Linked DNA regions of Homo sapiens: all the other regions are linked to region 2. Evidence: chromatin loops called from intact Hi-C (ENCODE). Cell type or tissue: mammary epithelial cell. All regions are shown on one strand. Region 1 holds the start of VSNL1 (visinin like 1). Region 2 has its middle 47 kb from the start of RAD51AP2. Region 3 has its middle 15 kb from the start of MSGN1. Region 4 overlaps SMC6 (structural maintenance of chromosomes 6). Region 5 overlaps VSNL1 (visinin like 1). Region 6 has its middle 110 kb from the start of CYRIA. Region 7 overlaps VSNL1 (visinin like 1).

Region 1 (4,000 bases), 69 kb after region 2:
GGAGTCTTAGAATTGGCTTTCTTACTGTGACTTCGTATATACAACTCGACTAAAAGGCATGCCAAAAAAATTAAACAGCAACAAAATATTAGAAGCTGAAAAAGATAAAGCTACATAATAGCTGGATATTAAACATTACAATATCGCATTTAGGACGCAAACAGCGCTGCAGTGCAAATGGAACTTTAAAAAATCTGCCCGCCCACGTAGACAAAGCTACTTTACAAAAGCGCACGCGTCGATATCAATCGTACCCTACAACAGAGCATGGTTTAAAGTATCAGTGTACATTTTTTCCTAAACACAAGTTGCAAGTAAGTTATCTAAAATCGAACACCGCCACGAAAGAGACCTCCAGGGTGCAATAAATAGGTATATCTCGTTGAAGTGGAGAAATGGCATCATGACCCTTTGGGTTGATGCAGATTACAGTGCGGAGGCTGTTCTCGAGAGAGAAACTAGAACTCAGCGTAAAATGCTGTAGTAGGGGAAATCGACCAAAGACGAGATTTTGAAAGCCTTTTGAAAGTCGTTTTTCTAGCTAAAAAGAAAAAGTGACTTATTCAGGACTGACTCCCCCTGCCAGTCCCAGGAAACAGGAGCAGCCCGGCGCGCCCGGGAGCCCCGCAGCGCAGTGCGCACTGCGGCTCCAGAGCGAAGGGCTGGCGCCCGCCAGATTCTAAACGTGCTCGGCTGCCGCAGCCCGCCGGGGCCGCGCGCCGTGGTCCGCGCGACTCCGCGCTCCGGGTTTCCGCGGTCACCAGCACTGGCGGAAGAGCCCTGCCGAGAGGGGACAGCCGCGGGCGGTGTCCCGGGAGTCCCGAGAGCGCGCTCCCCCTTTGCGCAACCTTCCCGAGGCGTCCTGCCCGGGAAGCCAGTTCCTGGGTTCTGGGCTGGCTAGGTTGGCAGCGAATGAGGCTTAGGCATCACTGCCTGAGGCCCTCACTTAGCATGTCGACAGCCACAGACTTGTCTGGCGGAGTTTCTCCTGGTGCCCACTTAAGTAGTCTCAAGTTTGTTCAAAGCTGGACTCCTCGACTTGGAACCAGGAGCAGCTGGAGATTTGTCAATTTAGAGCTCATTTGCCACGGGAGACGCTCTTGGTGTCCCCAGCACCGAAGGGTAGGTCAACTCTACAGTTTTCCTGAACATGATAAGGTGTGTGAAGACGCTGTGCAAATTGTACAGCGCTCTGCTTAAGGAGAACCTCGATCTTCATCTCGCCCCCAGAACTTCCCTCCCTTGAAAATAAAACTCCCACCTGAATGTAAAGCCCAGGAGGGGGTTTTGTTAACCGCACTTATTCCCAAAGCATAAAGGAATGTCTAATAGTTTTGCAAATGCTTCCATGAATAATTGTTGAATGAGTTCATGTACAACATACACACTTGAGGAAAACTGGTCTGGTTGGGAACATCTGGGAATTCTCCTTGCTTTTCTGGTAGGGAAGCGACCGACCAAACATTTATTGGGCACTACTCCTTGCCAAGCCTTCTAGGCTTTGGCAGGCCAATGGGGAGCCGGGGGGAGGGCTGGCAAACCTGTTAGTTGTTCAAGGACACAAAGGGGGCTTTATAAGATGGCCTAATCAGAGCCCTTAAACGTGGGTTCGCAAAATGGTTCATTCCCGCCCTTTCACCCACCCCCTCCCACCCCAGACGCAAAGCATATGTTAAAAACACTTAAGTGCATACAGAAGGCGCTTGGCTCAGGGTACACAGGGCAAGAAGCCTCGGATCCCAGCTCCCTTTAACACACATTTTTTCAACGCCGTTCTGGACCGAGACTGTCCGGGGCACTGGGTGCTGCAGGACCCGGCTCCCAGTACTCCTAGCAGAAGACCCTCTGATGAAATGGCCCATGACAAAATGACCACCATAACCGTTCCTTCAGTAAGCCAGGTAGACGTGCTCACAGCTTGCTGGGAAGTCTTCTTTCGGAGATTTCTGCAGTTTTCTCCTTCACCTTACAGCCTAACAAAGGGTGGGCCGGGGGTCGGCTAGGACAGAAAGCAGCGGGAAAAGCGGCTCCACGTGTTCCATCTCTGGCCTCGGCCTTCAGCCCCCAGGTTCGGTAACCACTGGGCGTGGCGAGTCCGGGTAACCCGCAGTCCCTCGCGCCCGTCCAGGTGCGGGTTGCTCCGGTAGCCGGACTCCCTTTTCCTATATACTTTCCTTTTGAGCTTTTGCTAAAATCTGGAGACGTGGAATCCACCCGCGGAAACTCCGAGCCCCTCCGACTGAGCATGCGCCATCGCCAGGCGGCTTTTGGTCACAGGCTCCCGAGTTCTCCTAGCTGGGGCTGCGGAGCTGGGGGGAGGGAAGAGAGGAAAGGGGAGGGGGTGCCTGGAGAGGCGGAGGCTCGCGCGCCTGCGCATCCAGCTCCAGGGACCCTAGGTTTTCTATGGGATTCCCAATCTGCAGCAGAGATTTACCCGAGCGTGTTGCGGCAGCGGCTGGGCTTGCAAGGCGCGATCCAAGAGGGATTTAAGCAGCCCAGAGCTCCAGAGAAAAAGAGAGCGAGAGAGAACCACACACAGAGACGGCTTAAGCGTTTACCCGAATTAAATATATATTTTTAAAAAGAACTGTTGAGTTTTATCATTTTCGTTAAGTGACCGTGCGCAGCGCTGTAACTGTAAGTGGAAAATACAATCTTCGTTGCATTTCTGCATGTGTAGTGCAACCAACTGTCAGAGAAATGCTTTGGCTATTGTCACATACTTTGCTTTGCATAGATGCGTCTAAATGCATGGGGACAATTTCCTTGCTTAATGCTGGCGATCTGAATGTGCTCTTAGTCCATGGGGGATCTTTTGGAATATTGGGGGTGGGGGAAGGGGGAGTGTTTATATGCGGCGTGTTTGGGGGATTGTCTTAGACTAGATTTAAGACAGGTGAAACTGAGATGCTTTCTTAGTTTGTCTTAGACAGATTTAAGTAGCTAATTGACCGATTGTGAAGTTTTCCGGTTGCTGATAAAACTATTGAGCGGGTACAGTCGAGTAGCAACCTGTCATCCGTGGGATTGGTGCACCATTTTTCTCACTGTGGAAGGGCAGCAAAGGTGTTTGCTAAGTAAAACTGAGTGGATGAGATTGGTATGGAAATCATGGTTGATCTCTGAGCGGGATGTTAGTGTTTAAGATCCACGGAGTCAGGCGCAAAATGAGCACATTTCTCTCAGTATTCAGAAATGAGTAGATAATTTTTTTCGTCTTTGATTTTTGTCACAATGGTGAATGGGCAGAAAAGGGAAAGATGCTCTACTGCACTGTCGATTTTGAACGGAGTCACAGGCTCGGTCGCTGAATGGGGACTGTCAGACCCAAACTAGTTACCTGCCTTTGCATTCCGTGTTCGCCATCCGGAATCTGGGGTTAAAAAATGTAAATCAAGGTGTGTTACATTTGGTAGTATTTCTTTAAAGGATAAAAGGTCGTTTTGTGTTTTGAGTTAAAATGGGTTGTTCCTTGCCCAGAAACTGGAAGAAGGGTCTTTGCAAGGTCAAACCCCGGGTGGAAATCAGAATGATGAATACCCTCAGGGGTACAAGAATGTGTACGTGGAAGGAGCGAGGAGAGGCTGATGCTCCCTGCATGGTGGAAATGATGAGTGCTCCGCATTGCCTGATCAGTGCCCTGTGAGATGCCAGAGTGGGAATCCATTTTTCTAGAGTTGCCCTCCTGTCCGTATTTTGGAAACTAAAATAAAATAGAATTGTTGGTGGTTGTGGAGAACACTAAGTACATACTATTTGTGTATCACTTTCCAGTTGAAGGCAAGAAAAGCTGGGGAGTTTTATTTCTACATATTAATATTTATTTTAATTTCTAAAGGAATTTCAGGTTGAGACAAATTTAAAATGAAACTCTTGTGAAAACACATTTTACCCCCACTATCATTTAAACTGCCTACGTGTGTTTGTGTGTGTGTGGTGGGGGGGAGTAGGGGGTGATCCTACATCATTGAACAACTTACTTTTGAATGCACTCTCATTA
Region 2 (4,000 bases):
TGTCTAGTCAGGATCTGCCATAGTTCCATACATATTTTCTATTTCTGTAAAATAATGTCATTGGAATTTTTATATGGATTACATTGAATCTGTAGATTGCTTTGGGTAGTATGAACATTTTAACAACATCAGTTCTTCCAATCTATGGGCATGGGCTATCTTCCCATTTATTTGAGTCTTCTTCAATTTTTTTTCAATGTTTTATAGTTTTCAGTGTACAAATCTTTTACCTCCTTGGTTAAATTTATTCCTTTGTTGTTTCTGTTGTTAATGTTGTTGCTTAGCTATTATGAATGAGATTATTTTCTTGATTTCTTTTTTGGATAATTCACTGTCAGTACATAGAAATGTTACTGATTTTTGTATGTTGATTTTGTATCCTGCAACTTTTTTGAATTAGTTTTAAGCCCTAATAGTTTTTTGGTGGAGTTGTTAGGATTTTCTATATATAAGATCAAGTCGTCTGAAAACAGGAGCAATATTTCTTCCTTTACAATTTGCACATTAGTAGGGTTTTTTCAAATTAAAGACTTCTCCTTAGCATTTCTTGTAAGATGGATCTGGTGGGGGTAAATTCTCTTAGCTTTTGTTTGTCTGGGATAGATTTTATCTCTCTTTCATATTTGAAGAATAGCTTTGCTGGATACGGTATTCTTGGATGGAAGTTATTTTCTTTCAGTACTTTAAAAATGTCATCCAACTTTCTCCTAGCCTATATGGTTTCCATGGAGAAGTCTGTTTCCAAATAATTTGGAGTTCCTTTATATGTTATTTGCTTCTTTTCTCTTGCTGCTTTTAGGATCCCCTCTCTGTCCTTGATCTTTGAGAGCTTGATTATTACATGCCTTTTGGTCATCTCATTTGGGTCAAGTTTATTTGAGGTTCTTGGACCTTACTATCTGGATATTTATCTTTCTCAAGTTGAGGAAAGTTTTCTGTTATTATTTATTTGAATAAGCTTTCTACTCCTTGCTCTTGCCCTTGCTCAGCTCCTTCTTGAATACCAGTAATTCTCAGATTTGGTCTTTTGAGGTAATCTTCTAAATCTTGTAGGAAATCTTTGTGTTTTTTATCCTTTTTCTCTCCTGACTGTATAATTTCAAGTAGCCTGTCTTCAAGTTCTCTGATTCCTTCCTCTGCTTGATCCATTCTGCTGTTAAGAGCCTCTAATAAATTTTTCAATTCAGCAAATGTATTTCTCAGAGCCAAGATTTCCATTTGATTTTTTAAATTATTTCAATCTCTTTGTTAGATTTCTTTGATACATTTCTGACTTGCTTTTCTGTGTTATATTGGAGATCACTGAGTTTCCTTAAAACTGGATTTTGAACTTTTGATCAGAGAGCTCACATATTGTCTTCTCATTGGTTCCCCATTTGCCCTTGTTCTTGTGGATGTATATCTATTTCTTTGCATTGAATGATTATGTATTTAGTCCCGTCTTCTCTGTCGGCTTGCTTTGGTTTTAATTGGTTATATTTGCTTAGAGATTCTTTGTAATGTAACTGTTGAATGTCTTTCTTTTTTTTTTTTTTTTCTTTCGCTAGATCATGCCCTCATTTTTGGCACTAGATGGCACTATAAGCCCAGGTTCTTCCCAGCTCTAACAATCAGAATACTGCCCATCCTGAATAGGGGAGGTCTCAAGGGGGATATCATGGCAGTGTGGGAAAGCTGGCTTGGGCTCATGCCCAGGGGACCTGTGGAACGTACCTCCTACAGCATTGTGCTGCTGAACAGCCACTTTAATTTGGCTTCTCCATTGGCTGAGTTACACAGCAGAATTTTCAGGGCTGGGTATGATAGTCCTGCCTCCCTACTTTCTCACTAGCTGCCTGCAGGAGTAATTTCTCTCATTTAGCAGTCACAATGCTTCCTGTAAGTTGAGGAAGAGATGAGTCTCCTGTCAGTGAACCAATGATGGTGGAGAAGCTGGTTGTCCACCTTGACTCACTTTTTCCAGTGTTTTAAAAACTGAGAGTTACGGGAAATTTTCCCCATGCTTGCTGTTAAGCAGAGTGGGAAGAGGAGCATTGTGGATTTGGAAATCTGATTCTCCGATCATCTGCTCACAGATTTTAAGTTTTCTGTGGCCCCAGGAAATGACTCATCCTCATATTTGAGTTCTGGGATATTGCTGGTAATAACCTAAGCACTGTATATTTATTTTTTTTTTTATGGCAGTAGTGAAGCCAGTTTGCTTCTACACAATCATAATGGAAACAAAAGTCTGAACAGGTCAGCTTCTTTAGCAATTGTTATGCATTTTCTTTCTTTTGCTTGCCTAATTGCTCTGGTTAGGACTTCTAGTACTTTGCTGAATATAAGAAGTGACAGTGGGCACCCTTGTCTTGCTCCTGACCAACTTTTCACTATTGAGTATGTTGTTATCTGTGGATTTGTTATATATGACCTTCATTGTATTGTGGTACATTCCCTCTATACCTACTTTGTTGAGAATTTTTATTATGAAAGGATGTTAAATTTTGTTAAATTCTTTTTCTGCATCGATTGAGATGATCATATGGTTTTTGGGCTTCATTTGGTTAATGTCATATACAGCATTTATAAATTTGTATATGTTGAACCATTCTTGTATCCATGTGATAAATTCTGCTTGATCATATTGAATGATCCTTTTAATGTGCTGTTAAATTTAGTTTGCTAGTATGTTGTTGATAATTTTTGCATCTATGTTCATCAGGGATATTGGCATGTAATTTTCTTGTAGTGTCCTTGGTCTGGCTTTGGTATCAGGGTAATGCTGACCTGGCTGAAAATGAACTCTGAATTTAAAAAAGAAAAAAAATAATTAAAAAGAAAATGAAATTGTTTTTACTATAATCTCAAATTTGATTAAAAATTTGGCTTGTTAAAAGTTTCTGAACAGTAAATGTTTTTCTCTCAAATTTTTAAGACATTGTTCCCCTAGCTTTCTCTCCCCAGATTGTAATAGGGTACTACCAGTAAGCCTAGTTTTATCTGGTATGGTGTTTTCTTTTCATTCTTTAAGTATATACTGAAGCTACTATGTACCACATATAGAATCTTATCTACCCAGAAAGGCTCTATATAGTAATTAAGCACATAGACTGAAGATAGGCTTTCTGGGTTTAAGTCTCAATTTTGCTCCTTTCTAGTATGGGAACTTGTACAAGTTGTTTTACCTCTCTGCGTCAGTTTTCTCACTTGTAAAATTGAGAAGATTAAATGAGTTATTCCTTGATGTGCTAGCATGTAGTTTGCATGAAATAAGTGTTTTCTATTATCATTAAGGTTCTATTTTGCATGTGTTATCAAGTAAGAAATCTTTAGATAGTCAGACTTTGCTCAAGTATGCTTTAATAAACCACTTCTGCTTGTAGGATGGGTTTGTTTCAGTTAGAGTTCACTATGTTATTGGTTTCAGTATGATACTAAACTTGCCTGAGACAAACTAATGCAAAATATTTTCAGTGAGTCCAAAAAAATCAACTCTTTAGTGACCCTAGAATTCTAGGATACAGTGAATTACTAAGTGGGACTTCATGGTAATTTCACCTAAGTGAATACGTAACGATAAAGATTCATTATTTATGGTAATGTACAGTAAAATCAAAGGGCTAATGCCTACTTAAGGATTATTTAATATCGACAAAATACTAGGTGGCTTTCAGGCTATAATAACCTGTCCAGTGGAATTATAATCCAAACCAGATAGCAATAATGCTAAGATAAGTAGGGAGGATTGCTAGGGCCAGTCTGTATAGACAACCTGTTGTGCTAATTGGAAAAATTTTACTCTTAGCTCTTCATGATTCTATTTTGGCTTCCATTCTCCTTCTTTAAAGAATCCAGGATAAATTATAATTGGTTTTGAAGAAGAAAAAACTAAATGTTGACTGTCCCAACTTAATAAATACTTTGGTATTTTGTGTCACTAAGAGCAGCAAGCAAGAAGCTCAATGGGGAAGAAAATTGTTTTTTTAAAATTATTATAGGAAAGGCATTCAAGAAGTGA
Region 3 (4,000 bases), 360 kb after region 2:
ACAGATTCTCAAGGGCTGGAACATGAAGCTAAGGGGATGAATTTAGCAAATATCTTTGTGTTCGGCTCCTTCTGTGAGAAGGACAAATTTATTCACTGAATGGGAATTCACAAACTGATAGCATGTTTCTTAGCCTGTGCTTGGTTCCTGAGAGAGATATAGGGTCCCTGCCCTCTGGAGGTTTATACTACAGGCATGGAAGGATTCAGTTCTATAATTGATTAGAGAGGAGTATGGTTTCAACAGTGAGTTCACTCCAAAGTTTGGGAATGGAGGAATGTTCTCAGGGATTGGAAGTGCAGAAGGAGGGATTTAGGGGTTACAAAAGAAACTGAGGCTAGAAGGGTGGGAAGAGAGAAGGTAGGGAATTCCTAATGGAACTATAGAGTAGGGTGAAAGGGCAGGAGAAGCCGTGAGAAAGCAAGCTGGGTCCTGCTTCAAAAGCTCTTGAAGAGCCAGTGCAAAAGACAGCATTTCCAGATTCTGATCAGCCCCCGAGCATTCTGTTCTGGAAGGTTCACTTCAGTGCATAACCGGCACAGCCTAACACCTCCAGCAAGGCTGCGAGGTAGACATCACCATCTCCATTTTACAGATGGAACAACGATGCACAGAGAAGTGAGGTGAATTTCCCAGGGCTCCTGCCTAGTAAAGGGCTATTTGGTTTCAGAGCTTCTCCGAGACCCCTCAGAGGCACTGCCCTCATTCAGGTAAAGACCCCGAACATAGAAGGTACAGAAGGAGGATGTACATACGAGGAATGATTCCTTGGGAGGCTTTTGAGCACAGGTACTATCTGTGATTAACACTTAAAGATTATATACTCCACCAGTGGGAGGGAAGAGACAGACTCATTTCCCCATTCACGGCTAATGGACGTATGGCAGTGCAGATGCCTCTGCATTTTGATTGGTTTTCTCATATAGGGGAATAACTTTTCAAAGATCCCAGAGGTTCAAATATGGATATAAAAGCAATTTTATATCCAATAATATGCTCTAGTTACCTCTGTGGAGTTTAGCCACTGCAAAAGAGGCCCTTTGAGTCCTTCCTACTCCGGTGCTCCCCTGCCAAGCCCTCTCCTAGCAGGTGAGCGTCTGAGGCCTCCTGGAGCCCACTTTTCACCCTTTAATGAGGCTGGAGGCGCCAAAGTGCGCCCCTGGGGGCCAGAGGGCCAGAGGCTGGGTCATAAAGGGCTCTAGTTAAAAGAGGCAAAAGGTGCCAGAGAAACACTAGGGCCTTGTTTTTGTTTGTTGGTTGTGCATTTTAATTACTGGGAAGGAATAATTGAGCTTCCACTTCTGAGGCGGGGGCTGGTCTAACAAACTCGAGGACCCTTAGCAATTGGGCAGCGCGAGGTCTCTGCTCCCACCTGCAGAGGACACAGGTACCCGAAGCAGACGCTAGTTCCCCAACTTTTTGAAGCCCCTGCTCATCCTATTTGAGAACAGAGGCTATATATTCTGTGAGGAGTTGCCTGTAAGTTTCCCCAGCCACCAGGCGTTCAGTCACTGGCTGCAGATCCCGCAACCCTCGGGTGTTCAAGTGCGCGGGGTGGTGCGGGCGCTCCCGCAGTCCGCGCTTGGCTCGTGGGAGGCCTCGGGCGCCCCCTCCAGGATTCCGTGCTAACTGCAAACGATCGCGCTCGCAGGGAGGCCCCCAGTGCTTGGAAAACTCCAGGAATCCCTTCAGAGCACTTTATTTCCAGGCCAGCACGCGGCGCTCTGCAGACCTAGTACTGGGCTGTGGATAAGGAAGAGCAGAGCGGATGGGTTACGCCGAGGATGCCCAGGCTGAGCCTCGGAGTCTGGTGCTCCTGGACTCTGCTGAGGGCTGGGAGGGAAGGACAGGTGCCTTCCTCTGAGCCCGGCTTTGAACAGATCTGGTACCAAGGCGAGAGGAACAGCTTGATGACTCTAATTTCATAAAGGGACAGTGAGAAACTCGGGTGCTTTGGTGAAAAGGGCTCATCTGTGTAGTTACTTAGCAAAATCACATGGTTCGTAAACGCCAGATAAGTGTCCTTATCTGCAAAATCGGGGTACAAAAGCTTGTGTCACAGGCCAGATGTGATGATTAGATGATAATTAAACTCCCCGCAGTGACTGATGGAGTCAATGCTGTTTCCTTCCCCTCAAGTTAAGGATTTCTGGTAATTTTTTTCCCCCCTCAAAAAGGTCGGAAGCTTAGCTGAGGAGAGTTTGCAGTACATGAACTTCTTCCTTCCACTATGGCAGGTAGGAGTGTGTCAAGATGTCACAGACTGCGGTCCTATAAAGGGTCCATCCTGGAGACAAAGACTCAAGCTCACTTAAAGAAGCTGTTGCCTTTAGTCCAATCTAGAGATCACAGAATTATTATAAACATGTTTCAATTACCTACACAGCAAAAAATAAAGTTCAAAGAATATGAAAGAACTGAAAATGCAAAGTGAAGTTAGCTTTCCTCCTTGCCTAGACAACTACTGTGGTTCCTTTCAGAGATTACCTTACGATTTAAAGTGATATATATGAAAGAAAGAATGTTTGAAAAGGATAAATGTCAATTTCTTTCTCCTAAGTATTCCTAATTTTTACATTGGAAAAAATTATAAATCTAATTACAATTCACTTTTTTCTGTACATTTATCAGTCAAGTCTAAAAACTGAAAACTGATAAACAGCATTTACAATATTATTCAGTAATTTTTGCACTGTGAATTCTTAGTTATAGCAGAACTAAATAGTGTATTTGGAACCTTATGGAAGCAGTGTATCAATGAGTCTGCACCATGTATAGGTTTAGAGTATGAATGTATACTACCTGCATGGCCTGGGGAAACCCAAGCGTAGAAATGGCCATTAAAATTAATATCCCTTAGGTGCTTGGCAGAAGCAGATATAAACTTGACAAAGAGACAAGCTTCAATCCGGGTCTTCCAAGTGTCTTAAGAGGAGAGAATAATACAAATTAACACACACACTATGAACAAGAAAGAGCAAACACAACCAACAGAATTAGAAGATAGGATTACAACTCTTCAGATTTCAATAACTGAACAACCTATTCCATAGCATAAAGTTAGTTTAAAAAAATGAAGACTAAGAAGAAATACGTGATAGAACAAATCTGAAAAACCTATTAGAACTATTAATTGTGAAAAATATAGTCATGGACACTTTTAAAAAGGCAACAAATGGGTTAAACCTCAGGTTGGTTACAACTGAAGAGAGAGAAACTGGATGACAGATATGAGAAATTTACCCAGAATTCAACACAAAGGGATTTAGGATAAGAAATAGGAAAGAGAGGTTAAGAGGCAGGGAGAATAAAAATGTTTAACATATCTAATGGATTTCCATAAAGAGAGACTTGAGAAAATAAAGAAGGTGCAATATTCAAATATAATGGGGGAGAACATTCAGAACAGATGAAAATGAATTTTCAGAGCTGTTAAACAGTGAAGACACATTCTAGAGAAGGTATAAAATCAAGGAAAAAGGATGATCTTAATAACCAGGAAGAATAACACTCTACAAAGGAATGACAGATGTCAACAGCCGCAGAAGACAGAGGACTGTGGATACTATCTCCGAAGTAGGACAGAAAATAATTATGACTCTTGCTTTAAAATCATAACAACTAAAATTAAAATGAGTATTTAAATTTTTTTTCAGATTACTAAATTAACAGTACTGTCACTGTCTTCTGGGTAAAACGTTGCTCAGCTTGTATTTGAAGAGGCCAAGATATGGCTGTGGAAGAAATTTGTTCTCTTAAGTGGTGTAAGCCAGTACTTTTTTCTGCAGATAAACAGAGGAAGAAATATTCCTATCATTCCAGGGAAATTCTTCTCAAACTACCCTAGTCTTTGGCTAAAGTTCTGGTGCCTGTTTAACAAAAAGAGTCTACCTTTGGAAACACTGCTTCAGTTTTATGGACCTTAGCTTCAGGATTTGCTATTTTAAAATTTTCTATAAAAACAGTTTAATATTCATTTTCAGATCCCTAAATTTCTTGC
Region 4 (4,000 bases), 200 kb after region 2:
TTGGGGACTGTGATATGTGTATATTTGTAGGGGGAAGTAGGATATGGAATTCAGGAAAATCAACAACACTATAACAAGCAAACAAAGATCTCAAACGTTTAAGGGCAACAGAATTAGGGGAGGCAGCTTGGCAGATTAAGAACAAATAATAGAAAAACAGGAAAACCAGGAAAGAGAGGGTGGCAGCTGGTAAGAAGACATTTTAAGGGATGGAGGATAGGTCTGTGGTGTCAAATACTTCAAAAAATAAGGTAAGATTAAAGCTCATTTATAACCTTTGCTAAACAAGTTTTGCTAGAGTAGTGTCATCTACATCCAGATTACAGTAGATTGAGCAAACAATGAGATATGAAGAAGAAAATAATTGCTAATTTATGAGAACTTACTATATGCCTGAACCACAGTAAGTATAATGTATGAAAGACACCATTTGAGCCTCACTCTAACCATGAGAGGTAGGAATTGGTAATAATATTGTTTTGTAGATGAAGAAATTGAGACCCAATAAGTAGAGATATTTTGCCTGTCAGAGGTAGGTCTCAAATCCTATGCTTTTTAACTGGAAATTCAAAAGTTCTTGCTCGCTTATGTTCTGTACATTGTTCTGAAATGTGTGGGTATGAAGGAACAGTAAACAGTGGCTAGGGTGAGTCAAAGCCAGGGTGGTGAACAGGTTATAATTTTGTATTAAAACAAAAAGTCTGAACATATTTATGGGTTGATGAAAATAAGCTGGGAGAGAGGGTGAGGGAGAAAACGCAGATATGATGGAAGGCACGGATATCCATGCTGGGCGAGAAGAGGAGGACCCCTCCAGGGTCTCTAGGGTTACTGTGTGCCTAGAAGCAAGGGAGAGAACTCTAGTTCTTTAGTTCTTCCCCACTACTGGTCACAGACTAAAGAGTCAGGGCAGGATCTTTCCTGTTAGGGGTAAAACTAAAGAAAGATTTCCTTCCTTTAGAAATACATGTTTCAAACAAACAAAAAAATGAAAAAGAGAATTTAAAATTTAACAATACCATGTAGACATCAAATTCATCCAGGCATCTGAAAGGAGATTCTGCGATGGACCACAGGGAAAGAATAAAACACACTGTGGAGAAAGAACGTTCACCTCCAGACAAGGCTCTCATGTCATTGAAAGCAGCTTTATTTCCTTCTCCAGGCTGAACCTTGAAGAGAATGAGTTGACAAGGAACAAAAAACTAAGTAAATGAAAGGCCAGATTAAATTCTTTACAAGACAGATAAATAATAGATTTACAGTAAAAAGGAGATGGGAATAAAATGACTTAGTGATTTGGAAATACCCATTCCTTTCAAAAAATTTTACAGTAAAACAGTTATACGTATAATGGTACTTCTTGCTCTACTGCAAGAGAATAAAACTGAAAACCTTTTTCACCATAACTGAATCTAACAGACCAAAATTCCAAAGGCTAATTTAAAAAATGTTAATAAAACAATTTTTTTTCTGAAACAGGGTCTCGCTCTGTTGAACCAGGCTGGAGTGCAATGGTGTGATCTTGGCTCACTGCAACCTCTGTCTCCCAGGCTCAAGCAATCCTCCCACCTCAGCCTCCCAAGTAGTTGGGACCACAGGAGTATGCCACCACGGCCAGCTAATTTTTGTGTTTTTTTTTTTTTTCTGGGTGGAGTTGAGGTTTCTCCATGTTGCCCAGGCTGGTCTTGAACTCCTCGGTTCAAGCAATCCTCCCATCTCAGCTTCCCAAAGTGCTGGGATTACAGGTGTAAGCCACCACACCTAACCCTGAAACTTAAGCTTCAAACATTTAAAAGTGCTGAGATTTTTTGTTACTTGAATTATAGTGACACCTAGTGGTTAAGCTGCATTAAAAGTGATTACTGAACGTCAAAAGGACAGAAATCAACTTTAAAAAGCTTACACTGGCCAAAGAAATGCATTGAAATATATCTTTTAAAAGATTTAAAGGATTGCTTTAGGAATCCTTTAAAGGAACCCTAGAAGTTCGAGACCAGCCTGGGCAACATGGGGAAACCTCATCTCCACACACACACACACAAAAATACAAAAACTAGCTGGCCATGGTGGCATACTCCTGTGGTCCCAACTACTTGGGAGGCTGAGGTGGGAGGATTGCTTGAGCCTGGGAGACAGAGGTTGCAGTGAGCCAAGATCATGCCATTGCACTCCAGCCTGGTCGACAGAGCGAGACCCCGTCTCAAAAAAAAAAAAAAAAAAAAAAAAATTTCTTTTGTATTGTATTTATTTTGAATTCTAAATAAAATCTTTTAAAATTTAAATAATTTTAAATTTCTTTTAAAAGCTAAATAAAATCTTTAAAAAATTATTTACTAAATAAAGGTCCATGGAAACAATAAGAAAGCAACTAATAAAATTAACAGCAAATCATTCACACAATTTCCTGAGAATATACAATAACATTAGGAAGGGTTCTATTTTTTTGACAAAATTCCAGATATACATATATGCATACAAGGTGAAAAAAGAGCAACAACTAGTTTCATATCAATAGCAGACATATAGCTTCCAATACTTTTCAATTCACTGTTTGAAAAGTGATACTGCTCTCAAGTGAGCATTCATTTATTTTTTAATATTAACATTATTAATATTCTAAGGTAAATATTCCAATTCTAAACATACTCTAAAATTTTACACCTATCATAAGTCTAAACAAACCAAACCAACAATCAAGCAAATAAAAATTCCCATATAAAAAAGCAAGAACTAAATACCAAGATGCAATCTTGCCCCCACACTGTATTTTGCACCAATTTAATAAATGAAGCCCCAAGTAAATCTGGGGGATCTAGCTTTTACCCTCTCATCTATTACTAACATATCATGGAACTTCAGTGTCACTTTCCTTATTAGTAAAATGAAGGCCACATAAATTAAAGATTCTTCTGGTATTCTTTTGAAAAACAGAGATGACAACATCAGAAAGTCTAGCTTGAGTTGTTTTGTATAGTTAGCTGTGGAGATAAATTATTCAAGCACTTCTAATACTTTTTTTTCTCCATTTTTTTATTACAGTAATAGTTTTTATAAAGAACACAAAAGTGTACAACTCAATTTTTACATGAATACATACACACACCTGGGTAACCACTACTGAGATCAAGACACAAGAATATCCCCAGCATCTAAGCAAACTATTTGTATATTACCATCCCTGAAAAGGTAACTATTATTCTGATTTTAATCACCCAAAATCACTCTTAACAGTTTCTGAACTTCATATGTAGAGGTTACACATACTCTTTTGTACATATACTTCAGATTTATATACACTATGTACATCCTTGTAACTGGCTTCTCTCACTCGCCATTGTCAGATCATCTATGTTGTGTGCAACAGCAGTTTGTTATTTTCATTACGGAACAGTATGTCGCTGTTTGAATATACCCGAATTTATCCATTTGACTCTAGGTAGACACTGGGTTTCTCAGTTTTGGGCTATGATAAATAAAACTTCTTTGAACATTTTCAAATATATCTGTTTGAGAAAATAAGCACTAATTTTTTCTTGGGTTTATGCCCAAGAATGGAGCTGCTTTAACAGACATCGACAGAGAGGTTTCCAAATTAGTTTGACCAAGTTACACTCCCACAAGCAATATATGAGAGTTGCAATTCCACATCCTCACCAGCACAAAATATTGCCAGTCTTGTTCATTTTCATCATCATCATAACGGTGTGACAGTAACTTACTGTGGTATAAATAATATTTCTCTGATGACTAACAGCGCTTTTTCATGTGTTTACTCACCATTTAGATACTTTAAAGTGGTTTCTATTTAAGCCTTTTGACTATTTTAAATGTGATGTCAGTCTCTTTCTTACTATTTTTTAATTCTAGGTAAGTCTTTTGTTGCATGTATGCATCACAAATATCTTTTCCTAGTCTGTAGCTTCTTTTATCACTTAATGTTACTTTTTGATGAAGTTCTTAATTTTAATAAAGTCCAAATTATCAATCTTTTCTTTTG
Region 5 (4,000 bases), 100 kb after region 2:
GGTACTAGGATGCTATCTAGCCGGAACCTAACACAACTAATAATAATTTTTTAAACAACATTGTAGCCTTTAATCTGATTTAAGGTTGTTTTTTCAGTTCTTCCTTGAGGTTGCTAATAATTAAGAACCCTACCTAGTGATGCATAACCCTACTGAGCTCATGAGCAGGCAAGGTAGCTATAGGAATTTAAAGTTGACGTTTCTTTCAACCAAGTTGACAGAGACAACCTCTTTGTATTAATATATGAAATGAACACATTTATATATTAATACCAAAAGTCATCACTATCAAGATAGCCTATTTTTAAAAATGATCAAAAATTAAGATATTCATAGAACAAATATTTATTAAGCACCTACTCAGCACCAGGGACAATTCTAGGTACAAAGAGTGCTAACAAGACAGACCAGGTTCCTGCCCTCTTGGAGCTTACATTCTAGTGAAAGTAGACAGTCAATAAATACTCATGTAAATTAACAAATACACTAGATAAGTTCAGATCATTTTAAGAGCTACAAAGAATATAAAGCAAGGTAATTATATAGTCACTAGGAGTGTGTCATGGGAGAGACTAGTTGAAATAGGCCAGAAAGACCTGACAGGTCACATTTGAGCAGTGATCTGACTGGCAAGAAGCCAGCCATAAAGAATCTTAGGAAAAGAGAATTCTAAGGAGAGAGAGAAAAGTTCACATAAAGGCTGTAATATGAGAAGGAACTCAATATGTTAGAGAAGACCACAAAGTGAGTATGACTGAAGCACAGTAAATAACAGAGAGGGTAATAAGAGATAAAGCTGGAGAGGTAGAAAGAACGTGCACCCTGATTTTCTTAAGGTAGTCCTGAACAATGCCTGTTGTCCTGGTGTAAATAATAGCACCTCCTTTCACTCTCAAAGTATGCTTTTTGGACAATAAATTATACAATCTTTCTGTGGAGAGATATGGAGGAGCCAAATTATTTGGATATAGATAGCAGATGAATAAAAACTTTAGAAACTAGATAGCAAGTGGATTTCTTCTTCTTCCATTGGTCCTTCCTATTTTCATCTGAGTTGGAGGCACTTGTTTTTATTTTACATTTGTCTGGCGCATGCAGTAGGATAAATGAGATACAGATATGTAAATAAGACCCGGTTTTCCACAGAGAACATCCAGGGCAGAGGTTTTGGGGTTTAGATCTGTGTAAGACTAGGGGTCTCTAGTCTTACACTGTGACTGGAGCAGCCCAGGATACTTATGCCAAAACAAGTAATTAACACTAAAAAAGAAGAGGAGGAAGAAAAAGAAGAAGGAGGCAAAGGGAGACAGCCTCTTGTTTCATGCCATACAATAACCATTATTCATTTCTATTACTCCATGTTTAATCTTCATGTAAGAGAGGTTCTATAGCTTGATTGGAGTCATACAGGTAGTGAGAATTAAGGCTGGGATTTAAATCTAACTCTGTCTCACCCTTTCCCTCAGGTTATCCTGCCCACCTCAGGCTTTCCAGTGGTATTCTCTTACTACTTAATCTCTGAACATAACATGCTCTTTCACATCTCTTTGTATCTATCATTCCTGCCTGGCAGTCCCTATTCATCCACTGCAAAGGTTGCTTCTCATGTGAAGCTTCTCTCAATTCCCACAAATGTGTTTGATTGTCTTCTCTGTCCTTCCATAATAGCCACATGAATCTCTGCTGCAATGTTTTATTCATTCATCATCCATTCATTCATCTATTCAACTGTTAAATACTGGACATATAAAAGCCTACAGGACAGACATAGTACTCATCCTCAGAGGAGATTATGACTAGAGAGGATTAATTAGCAAAGTAACCAATATCTTTAAGAAATTTCTTTATTAAATCTCTTTTGACTCATTTGTTCATTCATTTGGCCATTCGACAAGTGCGTACTATGCTGACAGAGGCCTGATAAACTATTGACACATTTTGGAAAATGCAAATTTACTCATGTTTTAAGTCTGGGAGCATGAAGTGGGAGAAGTAAGAGATGAAACTGAAGAGAAAGGCATAAACAAGATCATGGTGACCCCTATGGGTCTTACAAAAGAACTGGGACTTTCTCTTCAGGCATCAGTAAGGCATTGAATGCCTGAAATGGTCAGATATTTATTCTAGTAAAATTACTATGGAGGCAATGTCAAGACTAAATTTGAAGGGTACAGGCTACAAACAGGAAGACTACTTAGTTTTTGCAAAAAAAAAAAAAGTTTCTGAAGTGAGGTGGAATAAATGAAATGGAGAACAGAAGAGGAATTCATGGTTAGAAATTAGAATTTCTGATTAATTAGAACTAGGGGAAGAAATGGAGCAACATAGGCTGACTCATAAATTTCAGACTGTGGATTTCAAACTCATGACGCTTTGCTGAATTACTGAGACAGAGATGAGGTCCTGCCCATTGTATCCTCCATTGCCTTATGCTTCTCTGCAAGATGAGTAAGCTCATTTCTTCTGACACCTACTTGGTGTTTTTGTTGATTGACTTTGGGTAAAAGTGGCAACTGAAGAGAATATTGGATTTGGAATCAGGAGATGAGGCTTTGGAACAAGATCTGCCACAGATATTTTCTACACACTTAGAGAAAGCTTGTGTCTTCCCTAGACCTGTTTCTCATCTGGAAAAGGAAAGAGTTTATCTAAGCTAGGATATTTTGGTTCCCTCTCAGTTCAGTGATTCTAGGATTCTGCTTGGCAGCAGTTGCTTTGTGGTTGAATGCAGTTCTCAAAAGCCAAACATGCGTTTTGTACAAGCAACCTAACTTTAGCAGCAAGGAAGCCATTTACTGGGATTTGACTTCACATTTTCTTTGTACTTCTCATGCATCTGGTAATTTCCATTGACTTCAAGTTTCGAAGCTTGTCCTGACACCCATTCTATTCTCCTGCAAGTCATAACTGACCCGTAGGTTCTGGGTAAATCCTATCCTATGTCTTTCTTTGATCCCCCCCCACCCTGATCTTTATATTTCTATCAAAAAGTCAGCAGAGTTCAGTTAACAGATAACTTTTTCTCTACCCCTGAGAATGATTATATATGGGCCAAAATACAGCACTTTTAGCCCTATCATCACATGAAACACTCCTTCCTGACCCACTGTGTTCTTTCACAAAAGCTAAGCTCCTTTCTGCACCATGGTTTCAGAAGTGTCTGCCCCCTAATATTTTAAACTGTGCTTTCTCAGATGAGTCACCAATTTAACTCTTGCCTTCATCTTTCTTATTCAGATTTTAGCTAATATTCCAGCTGAAAATTCTTTGAGCGTATTCAAGTTAGTCCTTTCAAAAAAGCAATCAAATACAGTCCATAGAATTTTACAAGTAGTTTAATAAAGGTGTCCATACACCCTGGGATCCTTGCCAGTCACTGGCTCCAGCTGAATACTCAGGGATTTTCCTTTGTTTGTTTCTCTTCTGCCCATTCATTTTCCATGCTGTAATCTTTGGGTTGGATGTGGAAAAGAGCCTTGCCACTTATGGAAGACTTCGTTATTTCATGAAAACTAAGCTATCAAACTTTGTTTTTTGAGATAGGGTCTCACTCTGTCCCCCAGCCTGGAGTGTAGTGCTGTGATCACGGCTCACTGCAGCCTCCACCTCCTGGGCTCAAGCAATCCTCCTTCCTCAGCCTCCCAAGTAGCTGGAACTACAGGCACACACCACCATGCCCAGCTAATCTTTCCTTCTTGCTTTCTTACCCTTCTTTCCTTCCTTCCTCTCTTTTCTTTTCTCTTCTTTTCTATGTATTTTTTGTAGAGACAGGGTTTCACCATGTTACCCAGGCTGGTCTCAAGCTTCTGGACTCAAGCAATCCACCTGCCCTGCCTCCCAAAGTGCTGGGATTACAGGCATGAGCCACCATGCCCAGCCTATTAAACTTTTTGTAGGAGATGGCCAAGAGCTGAACCTCTTCCTTCTGGATTGCAGGTACTGGGAAGGTAGAAATGCAGGCTGGTTGCTGGTCACCTCCCAACCCGGGAGGGAAGCAGAG
Region 6 (4,000 bases), 700 kb before region 2:
ATGGGAAGAAGGAAGGAAGGAGAGGAGGAGGGAAGGAAGACAAGAAGGGAATAAAGAAGAATTAAAAAGAAAAGAAAAAATGATAGGCAACCACGTGGCCTCTAAATGCACTACTTGAATCAAAATCACCTTGAATCTTTGTCTAATCAGTAAGTGCAGAGTATCTGCTATGCCTGATGGAGATTCTGCTGCAAAGCTGTCAGGGATGGGTCAGGAAGTCTGTATTTTAAATAGCACAGATCCTCCAGAATCCACAGGGGATTCTGATGGACAGCCAGGTTTGGGGACCACTTATGCAGATACAGGATGTGAGATCATTAATAGTATCATTGCATCAGTGTTACAAGTTGTCAAGAATGGGCTTCCCCCACCTGCCTTCATATACCTGCCAGTATCACAGGTGTTGCAGGAAGAATGAGCGCTGCTATAGATGCAAAAGTGTGCCTGCAGCTCTGTGGGCCCCTTTCTGCTCTCTGCAGCTGATCACCTCTGGGGACAGGGGAATTGGATGACCTTAGAGAAAGCTCCCTTGTACTCTTGTGCTTTGAACATTTTTTTCCCATGTATGTCCTCAAGTTGCCTACGCATCTTGTAAAGTGCAGGTCTTTGGGGTCCATTCTAAAGCTGAAATTTCCAAAATGGAGCCTTCCCTATGATAAGGTATGAGAGGTTATTGACACAGGCGCTCACTATTTGATACGCAGGTGTTTAATATTTGATCGAAGGCAATACTTCCCAATGCCTGGATGTTTGATCTCCAGTGCAGCCTGCTCTCATGATCCATTAGGGTGCAAACAAACATTAGAACTTGTAATTATATTTTTTATCTCATCCACTATGTAAAAAAAAAAAATGAAATGGGTGTGGCATCAGCAATGGCACAAGCATCCCCTTGCTCTGAGCCCCTCCCATTTCTCACCTGGATAAAGGCAGTAGCTCCTGACTGGGCTCTGCTTCTGCCCTTGCCCCCTGCCCCACAGTATTCATCTTCTCTCACAGGCACAAAGGATACATTTAAAACATCAGTAGGGTTAAGCCACACCTTTCTCAAAGTCTTCTGATGACTTTATTTCACCCAGTTAAAGTCAAAGTCCTTAAGGCCCAATGCGATCTGTCCCTCTGTGTCCTCTCTGACTTCCTCTCTTCCCTCAGGGGTGGCTTACTCCACTGCAGCCACAGAGGTCTCCTCTGCTCCACAAACATGGCAGGCACACCCTGCTCAGAGCCTTTGCGCTGGCTGTGTCCTGTAACCGGGGGCCTGAACTGTAAACACCCACGTGCCTGACTCTGTCACCTCCTCAGGTCATATTTAAACATTATCTTCTCAACCTGCCCCAGTTACCCTCAACCCCCCTTACATAATGCATGGCACATGCCAGGAACTCAATCAATTCACTACATAATATTTATTGAAGAATTGATTGAATTAATAGCTATATTTTACATTCAGTGAATAATATACTGAAGTTATAATGCATGCAACTTAGCGATAAATCACACATATTTAGTTAGATGGTCAGTTTCTTTTCTTCTTTTTTTTTTTCCTCTTGGAGAGAGTCATTGAGTCATTTAATGAACATTGGCTCAGGTGTCTGGGAAATGATTCTCTGATAATCTTCGACGTGTTTCTAACTGTGTCCAGGAGATGGTGCTCATTCCCAACAAGACACGCCGTAGCAGGCACAGGGCTGAGCCTCTCAGTCTTGGTGCTTTTTCGTCTTGCTACTTTTGTCATATGAGGAATGATAGATGGCTCTGGTACCATTGTGTGACTTAGCCATGCTGGTAATTGAATAATTGTACCCCCAAAATTCCTACCTCTGGAGAAGGACTTGAGATCATTGTTTTGCGGATGTCAGCTGCCCGTGCCAGGACTGAGTGTATATTGGGGGGGACTCCCTGTGCCCCAGTGGCTCTGCAGCCCCTTTTGTTAGAGTGCTCTTCCCAGTGTAATGCCACAGACCTTCTCAGGGATCCTTGTGCAAGCAAGACCTATTGCCCTTGTAATGGCTGTTGCTTGCTAAGTACTGGTTACCAGCCAGGCACTGGGAGAAGCCCTTTATGTGCAGAGTCTGATCCTCTCAACCTCCTGGAAGAAAGAGATTTAGAGCTTCATTTTACAGAGAAGGTAACTAAGGCCTCAAAAGATTAATAGCAAATGACATGGAGGGGTTTCTTTCCCAGTAAAGCAAACACAGAAAGTCCCTGTGCTGCTCTTTCCCCTGTGCACAGAAGTCCAAGAAACTAAGAACTCAGAGGAAGGCAAGTTCAGGTTCCATATCCTCCAGGAGTTCTGTATCTGGTGAGAGGGAGAGAGACAGCCACACAGAGAAAGTCTATTTTCAGGCAGCTTGGAATATGTGTTGAGACAAAAATATGGATAACTTGCCAAGGGGGAACTTCATTCAGTACCTACAAGTTTCCATGGAATTTTTTGTTGTCTTATTTTTGCTTTTGCTATTAGAAAAAAACACTGGTTCCCAACTCCTCACGTGAAATTTTCCAGATTAGTGATTTTTACTTGGGATCAAGCTGAATGCAGAGTCTGCTTCAGTGGGTTGGGAATGGAACCTGGGACTCTGAATTTCTAATCACCTGTCATGTGATGCGGATGCTGTGGGTTCAGGGACCCCAATTTGAATAGGAAGAGGTGAGAGAAGTGAATGGCCCAAGGTCTGGCTCATGACTCATGAGCTAAGAATGTTTTTTTGTGTGTGTGTGTGGTTGTTTTCAAACTATTTTTAAAGGGCTGTGGGGGAAAAGAAGAAAGACTATGCAACACATGATATGTGGCCCACAAAACTTAAAATATTTACTATCTGATCCTTTACAGAAAAAGTTTGCAGACCCCTGGGCTAAAGTAAAACTGTTGACCTCTTAATAAACTCCTTTGGAAGAGCAAGTTCTTTTTAATGGTGAGTTTGGAAGAAAGCAAGGCATGCTCAACTCCACCCTTTCTCTGGGATTTCCTGCCTGCAGGGAGCACAGATTCTGGGAGCCTCTTGGTAAGAGTCTCTGTGGAGCCAGGAAGGGGCCTGCGGTCTCCAGTGTTACACTGATGGCATCAGTCTGTCTAGTGATGTATTCAGGAGCCCACATTTCCGTAGACTTAGGTCAAACTCTTCAAACCACCTTATCAATAAAAAGGTTTCTATCTGCTTGATTCTTATTTCTGTATCTTAGTGATTCAGAGATTGAGTTGGAAGGGGAGGAGGAGTGCTCCTTTAGAGCCTCCCAAGCCCCAGTCTTTCCTATTGCCTTCAGGCATTTGTTCTTTGTGTCTGTGTCCTTGTTGGACCCTAGGGCAAGGCTTGCATTCTGGGTCTGACTGACAGATACGTCTTCATGCGTGGCTGCAGACCCACCATCGCATGCTACCAAATAACTCCTGTGTCAGACCATGCCAGTGGCTGACTGTCATATCAGAGGGCTCATTGCCAGTCAGAGTTAGATCTCTGAGCTAGGAAGCTGATGTGCATCCTGGGCGCAGGCAGGCCTTCCCCAGTCTGCAGTCTTCCACATGCTATCTCTGTATGCTCCTCTGGGGAGCAGCCGTCAGCTGCTTTGCAACAGCGGGGCCAGAATCAAGGGAAAGTGGGCCTGATTTCACAAAAGCTGCAGCCATATATTTTTTACTCTTCGAGGTGTAACTATGGTAATGAGATCAGAAGAAAAACCCTCAAATGCACATGGCAGTTTGGGGTACTGGAGAAGGGTTTAATTTTAGAACCTGAGCCTTGCTTCATGGAACAAAGAGCAGTGGAACGGGGCTTGCCACAGAGCTGCCACAGGTGCCTCTCCTTCCAGGACTGCACAGCCTGTCTGATAGCAGGCAATTTTTGTGTTCATCAGTTGTGGAATTTGTTTGGCTTGTGACATTCGTCTACTGCTGCAGCTATTGTGACAAGGGTGCGCCATTAGAAAGTCATTCTGTTGCGGCAATTTTCAGGAGTCTCAACCGAGCAACAAAATAACCGAACTCAAGAAAATGCAGCTGTTC
Region 7 (4,000 bases), 170 kb after region 2:
CTGTGGCAGGGGAGGGAGAGCCAGCAAGGCCCCAGGGAGTGAAAGCGGCCCCGGGACAAGGGAGCCGGGGGACCAGAAGCTGGACACAGAGGTGGGGACCAGACACAGAAAGGTCTCTGAGGCCTGGAAACAGTCTCGTTCCTTCTTCTGAGAACAATTAGATGCTATTGTCGGGTGTGGGAAGGAAACTTGACCAAACATGGGTGTGCAAATTTCCCCTGGAGCTGTGGTGACGATGGATGGAAGGGCCTCAGTGTAGGGAAAGTTAGGAAGCAATGAATGTACCACTACAATGGGGTCCTATTCCTGGGGGAGGCCTCATGGATGTGAAGAGCTGAAAGCCAAAACCAAATATCAAATGACCTCTCAAAGGCATATGGTCAGCATCTAAGGGCACATGAGACCCCAACACTAACCTTCTGCCCATCGGCAGGAGGTCTGCTGGAAAGGCCCGACCACCCCACGTGAAGGCCTCAGCCCCCAGGACAAGGAGTTAGAGGTGAGCTCATCTGAACAGCTCCTGTCCTTGGTGGTTCCCACAGAAGGTAGACAAGCCCAGTAGGCCTAAAGCAAAGAGCAGCCTGACAGTGCACGAGGGGCCCCTTAGGGAGCCTCTGAGATACAGTGTAGCCAAGGAAGGTCAAGACCCCGGAAGAGACAGGCCGAGGGTCTGTCTGCAGGGCTGGTGTGGGAGGAGAAGGAGACTGCAGTTGGTGCTGGGAAGAGCCAAGGCTTTGACTCAGATGGCACTGAGTTTGATCCTCCTGCACCCCTTAGTGATGTGACCTCATGCCAGTTACTTACCCCAGAAAAATGACCCTCCTGCAAGTCCTACCCTTGCTGAAAGAATCAGCTGGGGTGGCCTGTGAGAAGGACCTGCTTAGAGCCTTGTTCCACGAGACACACTCATGAAACAATAACTACTGTCTCAGTAGCAGGGCCTGAAGAGGTAGGTACAAGACCAGGTCATCCAGAACAGGCTAGAAGCCACTAGCTAATTCCAGCAGGGTAAGGGGAGATAACCTTGGAGGTTGAGCAACTGTATTTCAGGGTGATTGTATTTGTATATTCATAGGCCAGGCAAAATAGGCCTTTGAAATTTGAGAACAAAAGAAACAAAACTGACCCAAGTGAGGGTGTTTTAAAAGCAACTATGTCTTCTGCGGGATTGGATGGCAGACCTCTCCAAGACTGTGAGCAGCGGAGCAGTCCAAGAATACTCTTCTGGTTTTTTGAAGCCCTATTTCCTATCAAGAGCTCTATTTCCAGCAGACTAATGGGCAGAAATCTATTCTGAGGTCTGAGGGCTGCCCAGTGTTAGCCAGGAGCTGGGCCTTGGGCAGAGCCCTGGAGAGAGGCATCCTCCGAAGTAGCCTTGCTGCCACCCCTCCTGACACAGCACATCAGCTGTTGCATGGGCAGGGGTGAGTCCTGGCCAAGGCCTTGCTTGTGCCCACCCCACCCCCACCCAAAGGTTGGGCTGGAGAACTTCTTGGGGAGCTGCCTCCTCCATCACATTGAGGCAGTGAACCAGGGATCTTTGGAGGGGAGAGATTCATGTGGGAAATGCTGCAATATTTTCTCTGGAAGGATAAGCTATCCAGGCAGCAATGGTGCTGGGGAGGGCTGGGATAGGGGTGCAGAGGAAATGTGTCACTGGAGAGAGGCACAGTGTTTGTAGATCATCACTCAGCCTTTCTGTGCCCACGCTGGGTGGGGCCCTGGAGGCCCAGAGGCTAATGTGTCTGGTTCTCATGCACCACCTCTTAGAGGAAACAAACATTTTGATATTCACAACTAGATAGATTACTGAAAAGAAAGAAATGCAGAGTGGGGCCCACTGTCTGTAGAAAAAGCTCCTGCCCTGGCCAGGAGGAAGCTGGTTAAACCATGCAAAGACTCCTGTTGTCTGCCTGGGGAAAGAAAAGACCTCAAGTGTTTCCTGGGGTTTTCTTCTGCAGGTTGTTCGGTTCAGGGACAGGGTATGGAGTACAACCGGGAGCAGTCAAGGTCTGTGTAATCCCAAGAAGTCTCAGACTCTGAAACTCTAGGCTATGATGAAGAACAATGAATTGTCAGCAGCCTGTATATTAGGATGGGGGGAAAGGACCACATGCGAATATTTTAAAGCTTCAAACTGACAATATCATGTCCATTACTTTTGTTTGCAGCTCCATACACTTGTAATTTATCACAGTAAAATTTTATACTTCTTTATATGGTGGTTTGATTAATGCCTATTTTCCCCCACTCCTTAATGCTCTATGTCTTTCTTCTATTTTATTGCCAGCACCTAACACTGTCCTTGACACATAGCAGCTGCTCTCAATGTTGAGTTAAAGAATGAGTCAGAAAATAACTCAGTTAGAATCTCAGTAATTTCCTTGCAGTACATATGTGCTGCCAGAAGGTGGCGAAAATACTCAGAGCAGAGAATTTCAAGCTTCAGAGGCAATGGATGCTAAGAATTACATAATGCAACACATTTGGTTGCTTCATCAAATGTGGAGTTAAGTTTATTTCCTCGGCTAACACTTGATTAAGATAAATCTCAAGGTGTGGCAGAAACGGTCAGACAGATTTGCATTCAAATCCAGCCTCTGCTGCAGACAGCCAGGAATCTTAGGCAAATGCCTTTGACCTTTCTAGGCTTCCACTTCCTCATCCACAAAATGGAAAGTACAATGTCAGATTTTGTTATGAAAATTAAGTGAGAGAACACTAATACACATACACACACACATATACATATACATATGAGTGTGTATATACATTTTTAATTTTTCAACCTCAAAGTTCTTTGTATCTGTCATATTATTTATAGATTATTACTGCCATCGAATATTACTTCCATGTCAAAATTTAATACAAGAATTGAAACAAAATACATTGAGTTAAAAAGAAATTGAACAAGAGTACGCAAAAAAAGAAAAATACTGTGCTTTTCAGGCCCTGTTGTCCTCCAGGAGAAGTAAATCTGAGTTCAAGACCCTGAATTCTTCCTAAGAAATTGAAGGGAATGCAGCTTCATTTCTCTGTGATGATCCATCTAGAGTTGAATTATTTTGTCAAAATAAGGAGCATGTCCCTAGTTAGAAAAACTCAAAGCACTCAGAACATGATAGGATAAATTTCCTAAAGGAAACAACCCCTCCAGAAATTTGAAGGCTCTTGAGCACACACTCAGTTCTAAAGTAAACATGTTGGTTGTAAAAGTCAGTATATAGACCTTCTGCAAGACACATGTAACTTTTATAGCTCAAAATTTACAATTGATTTTTCTCTCAAGGTTTTTTAGACCTAAATTAATTTTTAATATACTGACCCAAGGTGCCCAGTTATTTTTAGATAAAACTGTCAACTATCCCTTAACCTAAAAGTAGGCTGTGAGACATAAGATAGTTAAAGCATTACAGTGCCAGAAACCTACACGAATGGAGGTTTCGTGCCCACTGGTCTCATGCCAACTGCACATAGAAATGCTGGCGGGTAAACAGCACTAAGGGGACTTGGGAACCTGTCCAGGGGCTCGCTCTGCTCCACTCCAAGTCAGTTCACAGGTGCCAGCCCCACCCAGGCCCCTAATCACAAGGCAGATGAACACATCAGCCAAAGTACCCTCTAGAAAGGGACCAGGACCACTCATGCATAAGGCACAGGAGGAGCAAACTTGCCTATTTAGAAGTTTTCAGATTCAACATTGTTTAGTTCAAAACTCAGCGCCTGGCAGCCTGTCCTCAGGTACCAAGCACCTAAGTAGCATTGGGGGGTGAGGGGCTGGGGTCATGCTGAGCTGTTCAAAGAAGAAGGAAAGTCCTTCCCTCTACAACTCCCTCCTTGAAACTAACAGCTCATTTACTGAGCTTTAGTAATACTTTGCCCTCTCCTCTGTTCTAGTTCTTATCAAGTAACATGACCAAGTCAATTTTGAGTAAAGTCCCCCCATTAACTGTGCAGTCTCGGAACACAGAGACCTCGAGGTATTGCTCTCTGAGTCCAT

Evidence for each region. A loop is a pair of places that touch in the nucleus more often than their neighbours do. Peaks named below come from ENCODE experiments on the same cell type or tissue, not always from the same donor. Only the 100,000 strongest peaks of a DNase experiment are listed, where the experiment ranks them.
Region 1: a loop joins it to region 2, with 5 times the contacts of the local background. A loop is called at or near these places in 6 of 110 quality-filtered maps.
Region 3: a loop joins it to region 2, with 12 times the contacts of the local background. A loop is called at or near these places in 6 of 110 quality-filtered maps.
Region 4: it touches region 2 in a loop (15-fold over the local background); 29 of 110 quality-filtered maps call a loop at or near these places.
Region 5: it touches region 2 in a loop (12-fold over the local background); 13 of 110 quality-filtered maps call a loop at or near these places.
Region 6: it touches region 2 in a loop (16-fold over the local background); 3 of 110 quality-filtered maps call a loop at or near these places.
Region 7: a loop joins it to region 2, with 10 times the contacts of the local background. A loop is called at or near these places in 4 of 110 quality-filtered maps.

Annotation. Positions count from the first base shown.
Region 1 is chr2:17,538,282-17,542,281 of GRCh38, forward strand. VSNL1 (visinin like 1) reads left to right here and starts at 2,415. Exons shown (of 4, transcript NM_003385.5): 1 at 2,415-2,637. RefSeq lists an enhancer at 720-839. In mammary epithelial cell, a CTCF peak has its summit at 2,244; DNase peaks (open chromatin) are centred at 780, 1,540 and 2,260; H3K4me3 peaks cover 4,000 bases; H3K27ac peaks cover 4,000 bases.
Region 2 is chr2:17,469,424-17,473,423 of GRCh38, forward strand. No RefSeq gene overlaps it. Among named protein-coding and RNA genes, the nearest start is that of RAD51AP2, 47 kb to the right of the region's middle. In mammary epithelial cell, a CTCF peak has its summit at 1,575 (motif pointing right); DNase peaks (open chromatin) are centred at 1,628 and 1,898; H3K27ac peaks cover 788 bases.
Region 3 is chr2:17,829,107-17,833,106 of GRCh38, forward strand. No RefSeq gene overlaps it. Among named protein-coding and RNA genes, the nearest start is that of MSGN1, 15 kb to the left of the region's middle. RefSeq lists an enhancer at 855-1,355 and a silencer at 1,353-1,482. In mammary epithelial cell, a CTCF peak has its summit at 1,625 (motif pointing left); a DNase peak (open chromatin) is centred at 1,685; H3K4me3 peaks cover 230 bases.
Region 4 is chr2:17,669,404-17,673,403 of GRCh38, forward strand. It overlaps SMC6 (structural maintenance of chromosomes 6), which reads right to left. Exons shown (of 28, transcript NM_001142286.2): 26 at 1,020-1,172. Among named protein-coding and RNA genes, the nearest start is that of SMC6, 82 kb to the right of the region's middle. In mammary epithelial cell, CTCF peaks have their summits at 1,832 (motif pointing left) and 3,647; a DNase peak (open chromatin) is centred at 3,658; H3K27ac peaks cover 249 bases.
Region 5 is chr2:17,571,249-17,575,248 of GRCh38, forward strand. The region is part of intron 1 of VSNL1 (visinin like 1); the gene reads left to right. Among named protein-coding and RNA genes, the nearest start is that of VSNL1, 33 kb to the left of the region's middle. In mammary epithelial cell, a CTCF peak has its summit at 2,037; a DNase peak (open chromatin) is centred at 2,383; H3K27ac peaks cover 871 bases.
Region 6 is chr2:16,771,616-16,775,615 of GRCh38, forward strand. No RefSeq gene overlaps it. Among named protein-coding and RNA genes, the nearest start is that of CYRIA, 110 kb to the left of the region's middle. In mammary epithelial cell, a CTCF peak has its summit at 1,651 (motif pointing right); a DNase peak (open chromatin) is centred at 1,656.
Region 7 is chr2:17,643,848-17,647,847 of GRCh38, forward strand. All of the region lies in intron 2 of VSNL1 (visinin like 1), which reads left to right. LOC124908054 (a long non-coding RNA gene) reads right to left here. Exons shown (of 2, transcript XR_007088658.1): 1 at 1-4,000. Among named protein-coding and RNA genes, the nearest start is that of VSNL1, 110 kb to the left of the region's middle. RefSeq lists an enhancer at 350-1,137. In mammary epithelial cell, a CTCF peak has its summit at 2,412 (motif pointing right); DNase peaks (open chromatin) are centred at 1,684 and 2,394; H3K27ac peaks cover 1,438 bases.